Linked DNA regions of Homo sapiens: region 1 is linked to region 2. A link is a contact called in ENCODE POLR2A ChIA-PET data. All regions are on one chromosome and are shown on one strand. Each heading gives the region's core, a stretch centred on a gene start or an enhancer-like site at or near the end of the contact. The rest is flanking DNA. Distances are from core to core; before and after follow the strand shown. Region 1 overlaps TENT5C (terminal nucleotidyltransferase 5C). Region 2 overlaps LOC105378920 (a long non-coding RNA gene).

Evidence for each region. ChIA-PET counts read pairs that join two places held with the same protein, here RNA polymerase II (POLR2A).
Region 1: POLR2A ChIA-PET joins it to region 2 with 26 read pairs in activated CD4-positive, alpha-beta T cell. The contact joins two enhancer-like sites. POLR2A ChIA-PET finds 5 or more read pairs at or near these places in 3 of 52 experiments (CD8-positive, alpha-beta memory T cell, OCI-LY7 and activated CD4-positive, alpha-beta T cell).

What each region holds. Positions count from the first base shown.
Region 1 is chr1:117,610,340-117,614,706 of GRCh38, forward strand. The region is part of intron 1 of TENT5C (terminal nucleotidyltransferase 5C); the gene reads left to right. Among named protein-coding and RNA genes, the nearest start is that of TENT5C, 6.5 kb to the left of the region's middle. Within about 2 kb of position 2,237, at least 8 of the 41 ENCODE cell types and tissues checked have a DNase peak (open chromatin) inside an H3K27ac peak, as active enhancers do.
Region 2 is chr1:116,324,072-116,328,628 of GRCh38, forward strand. The region is part of intron 2 of LOC105378920 (a long non-coding RNA gene); the gene reads right to left. Among named protein-coding and RNA genes, the nearest start is that of ATP1A1, 47 kb to the right of the region's middle. Within about 2 kb of position 1,925, at least 11 of the 41 ENCODE cell types and tissues checked have a DNase peak (open chromatin) inside an H3K27ac peak, as active enhancers do.

The sequences.
Region 1 (4,367 bases), core at 987-3,486, 1.3 Mb after region 2:
CCCCCATGGCAGAGTCTCCCTAACTGCCCTTCTTTGCCTCACAGAACAGATACTCATATCTGCACAAAGGAATGATACTCCTTTCTCACCAAACTTTGAATCCAGCTTCAGGCCCTTCCCACAGGCTTCTGACTGACATTATTCCATCTGGGGACCCGCTCTTTTCACACCTCGATTCATTAATACTTTGTTGTTGTTTGTTCTTTTGAGACGGAGTCTTACTCTGTCGCCAGGCTGGAGTGCAGTAGCACGATCTCTGCTCACTGCAACCTCCACCTCGTGGGTTCAAGCGATCCTCCTACCTCAGCCTCCTGAATAGCTGGGACTACAGGTGCACACCACCACACCCAGCTAATTTTTTGTATTTTTAGTAGAGATGGGGTTTCACCATGTTGGCCATGATGGTCTTGGTCTCTTGACCTCGTGATCTGCCTGCCTCAGCCTCTCAAAATGCTGGGATTACAGGTGTGAGCCACCATGCCCGGCCAATACTTTCTTACAGTTCTTCCTTCTACCTTCTTTTCTAGTTCTTAAATTTTTATCTTTGATTGAATAAGCACAAAGTCCCATACTGTTACCATACTTAGCCTCCTATAAAAACATTTTGAGAAGAAAATTATCCATGAAACTGCAACTGCCCACACCCTCTTCCGTTGCCGTAAGCATCTCTCAACTTGTTTAGCCCTTATGAAGATAGAAGAGGTAACCCTCCACCTTTCCTGGCTGCTTGCCCCTGATCCCCAAACACACTCTGTCCATCGTTGCCCTCTGCTCGTCGTAGTTAGAGATGGGCATTAGGATCTCCACAGCTAGCCAGTGCTATATGGACTTGGGCAGTTTCAATCGTCATTCCTGTGGAATAACTGCAGCACAGCAGTAGCAGAAAGAGGACTGATCCAGAAGCAGAGATGACGCGTACACTCATCAAGTGCCTGATATGTGTCTAGAGGCTTGCTCACAGCTGCTCAGCTAGAGCTAGCACCGCTGCTATCTCCTGTGCCCAGGCTGTTTGTCATCTTTTTACCTCCTCTGCTTCTGAGGCTGACTTTAGCTGTGGGGAGACCTGGGCTCTGGTCCTGGCAGAGCCTTTACCTCTTCAGCCTTCAGCTTCTTCATTATAATAAGGACAATAAATTAGATCAGTGCTTTCCAGTAAAAATATGAGAGACACGATTAACTTCCTAGTAGTCCCATTAAAGAGTAGAAGTAGGTGAAATTTGGCCAGGGGCAGTGACTCACAGCTGTAACCTCAGGACTTTGGGAGGCTGAGGCAGGAGGATCCCTTGAGTCCAGGAGTTCCAGACCAGCCTGTATGACACAGCAAGACCCCATCTATATAAAAACAATTTTTTAAAAAATTAGCTGGGTGTGGTGGCACGTGCCTGTGGTACCAGCTACTCAGGAGGCTGAGGCAGGAGAATTGCTTGAGCCCAGGAAGTCAAGGCTGCAGTGAGCTGCCATCGAACCACGGCACTGCAGCCTTGGCAATAGGGTGAGACCCTGTATCAAAAAAAAGTGAAATTCATTTTAATAAGTGTATTTAATCTACCATATCAAATTTCATCATTTCAGTATGTAATCAATATAAAAAATCTAAATGAGATAGTTTACATTCCTTTTATCATACTGAGACCTTGATATCCAGTATGTGTTTTAGCATTTACAGCGGTACCTACTGTATTGGGCAGCACAAGTCTAGACCATCAGCAAAAATGTTTCACTCTCAAGTTCTGATTCTGCATGTGTGGGAGGCAAGATTTAACAACCCAAAGTTATGGAAGGAGAGTAGGAAGCAGGATATCAGCTCCACAGGGCCAGGGATCTTTGTCTCTTTCTTCCCAGTGCATCACAAGCTCCTGGAGCAGTGCTTGAAACATAGTAGGCATGCACATTTTTGAAAGAGTGAAAGGAAAGTCAGTTATGGCCAACTTACTGACAGTCATTCACACTGTGCGTCAGACTTGACACTAAAACACATGGTGTTGGATTCCTAGCCCGGTGCTCATTCTTTTTTTTTTTTTTTATAGTTTCTTAGAGAATAATCATAAGGCAATAGAATTTCAAGGAACTGCTGATAAAATCTTCTGAGACTGGCAGGGGACCAGGACTCAGTTTATCAACAATTAAGTTTTATCAACAATTAAAATTTGAGTGAAATTGCAAGAGGAAGTAACATTCAAGTCAAGTCAAAGTGTTTGAGCTGTCTGGTGACAGCACATTAATTACTTGATGAACGCTAAACATGAGCTGCTGCTATGCGCAGTACCTGGAGGCCCGGAACCTGCAACTTGAATGCCAACTCCTAAGGGAAGGATCCATGCAAAACAAAAACCTGGATGGAACTATGCACGTAATTAGCATCTGCTCTGAAATGGAGGTCAGCTCACACTTAGACACTTGTGAATGGGGTGTGTTTATGGTCTAACGTATGATAAGGGTGGCATTTGAGGAACTAAGAGTTGCTTGTCCCTTTCCTGATAAGGCCTGGGCAGGGAAGCTGCTAGTGATTAGACAGGACTTTTAGCTGACTGAGGTCTTCCTTTTGGACAACTGTTTAAAGCTGTAGGCTGGAGAGTTAGATGGTAAAGTAGCCTGTGGAAGCAGCCTTTGATGAAACCCGGAGGCTGTCAGCTCTTAAACCCTGTGGATTACGTGTAAGCTGAGTCATTCTTACAGTAAGCAGTCTCCTCCTTAGGAATCATCTCATTTTTCTCAGTCTGGGCAATCTCTAAAACAGAAAGGCAGGCTCTCTTTGGGGAGCTCTTTAAATGAATTCAGACCAGTAACACCTCTGATCTAGAAAGAAGCAGTTGATGGTGGGAAGGTGGTTACCAAGTAGCAACAAGGATTATTTCCATTTCAAGTTGTGTGTGTAGCACTTAATGCTGACACCTTGGAAAAAAATCAAGGCTTTTATGCCCTGCTTCCATCTGAAGATGTCTGTGTCCTGACCTTGTTAATATTTCCATTTGCAACCACGTCAGAGTATACCTTTCAACACTTGAACTTGTGTGGCATCCCTGCTGTAATATCTAGGCCAGTGTTTTGATTCTGTTTGCTGTTTTGCGGCCACAGCATTAGTTCTTCCAGCGTTATCTCTCCACCCACACTTGCCCAAGCATCCTATTTTCAAAGGTGGGAAAGAGCTTTCTGTTTGGAGTTGTCGTTGGTGGGTGTCTATGGATGGAGCCCAGTGATAACCATTCAGACTGTGTGTTGGCTTCTCACTTCTTAGTGGGAAGTGAGAATTCATGGAGGCCCCTTAAACAGCGGAGATCACAGCCTGGTTCTGTGGCCTGCCTGGGTTTCAGTCCAGGGCTGCTTTCCACAGCTCATGTGGGAATCTAACCACATTTTTTGACTCTAGTAAACATCATTGGTAAATGGCTGGAGGATGATAATAACCTTAAGAAAATAGAATGAGACGCTGGCTGAATGCAATGGAGCTGAGAGTGAGAAAAGACCAACTGTGGGGTTTGTTGCGTCACTGACTTAGAAATGTTTTCTCTGGGCACAGCTTTGTGGCCTGGGGCAGTTACTTCTTTGAACTCAGGTAGAATGTGTTGCGGGCATTTAAGTGGGCAACTGTAAAAATAACATCTTGGAAAAATAGTGAGCATAGGATATATTTTATTGGCCTTTTAAAAAGTAAAGCATTATTTTATCTGTTTTTATTGCTTCAGGCCATTCATAATCTAAGCTGCTATTCCATGTACATGAAACACTCGAGTGTCTGTTATCTGTAACTTTCATGTGTTTGGGGCTGTGGAGGAGTCTCCAGAATGTGGCCCCCTCCCTATGTGGGGGGTCTGGCCCTAGGGAGGAGCTGGCAGACAAAAGCCTTCCTTAGACTGCCTCCAAACCCTTCCTAGATAACTTCTGGCCTTCATCCCCCAAGGAATTCAAGGAGTAAGAGAGGAGGATTTTTTTCAGAAGGCCATATCCATGTTGACCCTGGTTTTTCTCGTTTCTGCCCGGTTATCTGCTGCTGCACATGCCAAGCAAAATGACCAAGGTCCATGGTCATTCGAAGCGCCTGGCTCTTTTCTTATGGGTGAAAGAATCTCAAGGGTCAAACTACATGCAGGTGGGGGAAGTGACGGTGTCCAGTCTCAGGTTCAGCATTCATGAGGTCCTGTGTACGTTCCAGACTTTCTGCTTTCAGTTTTGTTCCAGCTCTCCTTCCTGGGCTGGCCCTTTAAGTCCTGGTCACTGCCTGCAAATTTATCAGCCATTTCTCTGTAGCTCCAGTTGGGTTATTGGCTTCTTTGATCTGAGAAGGTTGCCGTCTCGACTGTAGCTAGTGTCCTGTTCTGTTGCTTCATCAGCCTATCAACACTCTGATCTCCCAGCCATCAGAGGAGTCT
Region 2 (4,557 bases), core at 675-3,174:
TCTACATATGCTCCCTTATAATCTTATGGGACCATCATATATATATATATATATATATATATGTGTGTGTGTGTGTGTGTGTGTGTGTGTGTATATGTATATATGTGTATATATATACATATATGTATATATATACACACACACACACATATATATATATAGTGCATGACTGTATAATAAAATGACACTGGACTTTAGGAGGCTGAGGCAAGCAGATTGCCTGAGCTCAGGAGTTTCAGACCAGCCTGGGCAACATGGCAAAACCCCGTTTCTACTAAAATACAAAAGAAATTAGCTGGGCATGGTGGCACGCCTGTAATCCCAACTACTCGGGAGGCTGAGGCAGGAGAATTGCTTGAGCCCAGGAGGCAGAGGTTGCAGTGAGCTGAGATGGTGCCACTGCGCACTAGTCTGGTGACAGAGCGAGACTCAGTCTCTACATAAAAAAAAAAAGATATTGGAAGGCTTATATAAACAATTAGGTTTATTATCAAAAGATAAGCATTTAGCCTACACACTCCAGCCAGAAGAGTCCAATACAAACAAATAGCTCACTATGTTGGCACCCTGGAAGAGAGCCTCATTAGTCCCCAGCACCAATGGATAATGTCTCAGTTCTTGGTGTTTCCTGACCAGTCTCTTCCTATTGCTTCTCCTGAACCACCATCACGCTCTGGCCTTTCCTTCTGCTGAAATTCAGTGACTTTCAATACCTATTCACATTGCTCTTCCTGCCTGACTGCCAGGAAGCCTTCTCAAACTCCAAGGCTGGCCTGCCTTTCCACTTTGCTCTGGCCCTTAGAACACCCTGAGCTTCCCTCTGTCCCAGGAGAACCCCTTTACTCCTGGATCTGTTTCCTGTCATATGCACCTCAAGGGCTGTACTGCGTTTTCCTCATCTTTGTATCATCAGGATTTCATGAGGCCCACATTTAAGTTTCTCAAGTAGTAAGTCTCTAAAAATTGCTAGACAATGGCATCTTGGATTGAATCCAGGAACAGATGAAGGACATTCTTGTGGAAAAACAGGTAAAATCTGAATAAAATCTGAAGTTTAGTTAATAGTATTGTGCCAGCATTGATCTCCTAGTTTTGATAAATGTACCATAGTTATGTAAGTTGTTAACATTAGAGGAAGCTGAATGAAGAGTATATGAAAACTTTCTGTATCATCTTTGCAACGTTTCTGTCAATCTACAACTATTTTGAAATAAAAAGTTCAAAAGTCCATCATTAGACAGCTTTGTAGCACAGTGGTTAAGGCCATCTTTTTGGAGTCAGGCAGACCTAAGTCACCTACTACACGTACTGTGTGGTCTGAGGCAAAGCAAAGCATACAGTATCTCCCAACCTCATTGTTAAATGGCCTGACACAGTAGAAACATTCAGTAATTGGTAATTGCTTTTGTTAAAATAAATGTTATATTCATAATAATATAGTATTATTTCTATAATAATTTAGCGAGGATATGGTCTGATCTTTCTTTTTTAAACTTAGCTCACACTGCACACCAGCATCCCACATCTGCCTCTCTGCTCAACAGATAGCATTCTCAATGTGCTAGGCTCTATTCCGACACTGGAAGTACAACAGTGAACAAAGCACAAAAAATCCCTGCTGTAAACAGCTTACCTTCTAGTGGAAAGAGACAGGCAATAGACATAAAATTTATAATACACTGGTTCTCAAAGTGAGTTCCCAGACCAGCAGCATCAGAATCACCTGGGAACTTTTTAGAAATGCAAATTCTTGGGCCTAACCCTAGATCTACTGAATCAGAAATCTGGGGATGGGCTCAGCAGACTGTTTTAATAAGCCCTCTAGGTGATTCTGATAAGTACTCAGGTTTAAGAAACACTGATACAGTGTCAGTGATAATCACTATTTTGGAGAGAACTAAAGCAGGAAATGGGTGGAGTGCTGGGGTGAGGAGACAGATTGTGGCTTTCAACAGGGTGATCAGAAAAGCCTTACTTCAAAGGTAACACCTGCTTGAAAACATCAAGATGAGGAAGTGGGCCTCCAAAATATCAAGGGAAGAGTGTTTCTGGGAAAGGAATATCAAACGCAAAGGCACTGAGTCAGGAGCAGGCCTGAGCTGTTCAAAGAAGAGCAGCTGTCCTGGGAGAGGTGGTGGGGCTCCAGGTTGCGTAGGGACTGGTAAGCCATTGCCCAAGAGTGTGACAGTCACACAGTCAATCATGGTTCTGCCAAAAACACTCTGCCTTTTCCTGTATGGCTCCAGGCCCTCCTCTACCCCCAAATCCACCCACCCTGCCTACCCTTCGTGGCTCTAGCCAGTTCCTTCTCTTCCTTGGGCTTCTCCATCCCCAACTTCTGATAAATAATTTGATAAATAGTTTGCTTGTTTTTGCCCTGTTGGACTGCTTAGTCTGAAAGAGAAACTCAGTCTTTTCCCTTCTTTCTTCACACTGCCTATCACAATGCCTGTGCATTGTGTCTGCCCCATAAATATTTACTAAGCTTCTCTTAAGGTGCCAGGATAGAAACCAACACATATTGGCACACAATAAACATTATTAATGCTGCCAATAATTTTGAAATTTCCTCTGTCACAGGGCACACAGGTTCATTCTCAAAGCCAAAGTATTTTGGATTCAGTTGAAGGATTAACCCAGAGTGTGACTTACAACCGGGAGAGGCACTCCCTATTCCCAGCTGCTCTCCCTTTGTGCCTGAATAGTTCTGGTTGGCTACAGCTCTGAGTATTGACAAAGAGCATCATCAATGTACTGCTAACCTTGGGCCAAAATACACCAAGCAGACAGGTAGCATGAAAAAAAAAAAATGGGTATTATGATCAGTCAGAGCTGGGTTTGAATTCAAGCCCAACCACCCATAGGGGATCTTACCCTTTTTTTTTTTTTTTTTCTAATATTGTAAATCCCTTTAGCAACTGAGATTGAAGCGTATGGACCATTTCCCAGTATGAGGCTTTTAAATGCATAAAATAAAGTGTATAAGATTACAGAGTAGATAATTTTTATTGAGATATAATAATGTTAAAAGCTATCAGAACACTTATAAAAATTGTGCTATAGTAATATTTCTACCTCATTATTGGTGCATTAAGTAATAAGATTTAGAGGCAGGTTTAATAAGTACCAAAATGTTGATGTAATACTGAGTGTAAATGATATTTCAAGATACTTAGAGTGTATGATGTTGTTAGAGGTAGGTGGAAGAAAAAAAGATTTTTTTCATCTTGTATCATCCTGAATTCTCTGCAAAGACCTGTTAATAACCCCATATTATAACTTGGGACAAACTACTTTGCTTCTCTAAGTTTCAATATCCTTACCTGTAAAATGATGCTCAATAGATGGCAGGTATTATTATTATTATTTTCAGCAGCAGTGTTAGTAGTTAAGGATACCCCATAAATATCCTGTAACATACTCTGTGTCACTTCTTGGTTATTAGCAGGGTCAGTTCTGTAAGTTGACTCAGTAGGAGGTCATCCTTTTGAGGATTTTTACTCCCCAAATGTCCCATATTGGCCTGAAATTTTATCTTTAGAAAAGAATGCATAGCTTTGGTAATGAAAGACTTTCAATTGCAAGAGACCCCTAATAAAAAATAAGAATTCCTGACAATCACCCTAAACCCTAGTCACACCCCACATAGTCCTAAGTTGGAAAGTGAAATATTTGCTAACCCAGGAGAAAAGATGAATGGCTTTAAAATAAAAAAGATGATATATACTTGGGACAATCTGCCCCCAATTCACTCTTTTCCCAGAGGACACTTTAAGGAGATGTAATTGTTTGCCAAACAAGATCATACCTTGTCTATAGTCATGGTCTCAAAGAGGATTTTCCTAAAGTTCAGTGGTGTATTTGGTTATAATTTGCCTGTGCCTATATAACCCATATATACCAGTTCATTCTTCAACTAAATTCCATCTTAAAATCATATCTTGACTATCTCTAAGTGACATTAAGTTGGTTTTCAAGCACTTGAGAGAAAAGTCCTTTCCTGAGGACCACCATTCCAAAATTGCTCTCTTCATGCTCCATGCAGTTTCTTCAAGCTGTGTGATACAATGCCCCCCAAACTTCAGTGTGCCTCAGAATCACCTGGAGAAACCATTCAGATTGCTGGAGGAACCCACAGAGATTCTCATTCAGAGGCCTGGGAGAAGGCCTGAAAATTTGCATTTTTAATAAGCTCCCTGGTTTCTTTACCTCTATGAGCCCAGTTTCCTTATTATTAAACCAGGATAATGATACCTTTTTTACAGGATTAATGAGCAGATGAGAAAAAGATAAGATATGTAAATATATTCAAAATACTAAGTCCCCAGCAGAAATGCAATAACTATTAATTCCCATGATGGGACATCGTTAGAGAGAGAAGGGGATATGTCAGAGAAAGCATTAAAGAGGACACGAGAGCAGTCTTGAAGCAATGGAAATTAGTAAAAGAGAAGAAAGCGAAGGGTGTTCCCAGAATTTAAAAAAACAAAACAAAACCGTATGCAGAGGCTGTGTGTACAAAAAAAAATAGCTAACTCAGAAAGCTGCCAAAGCTAC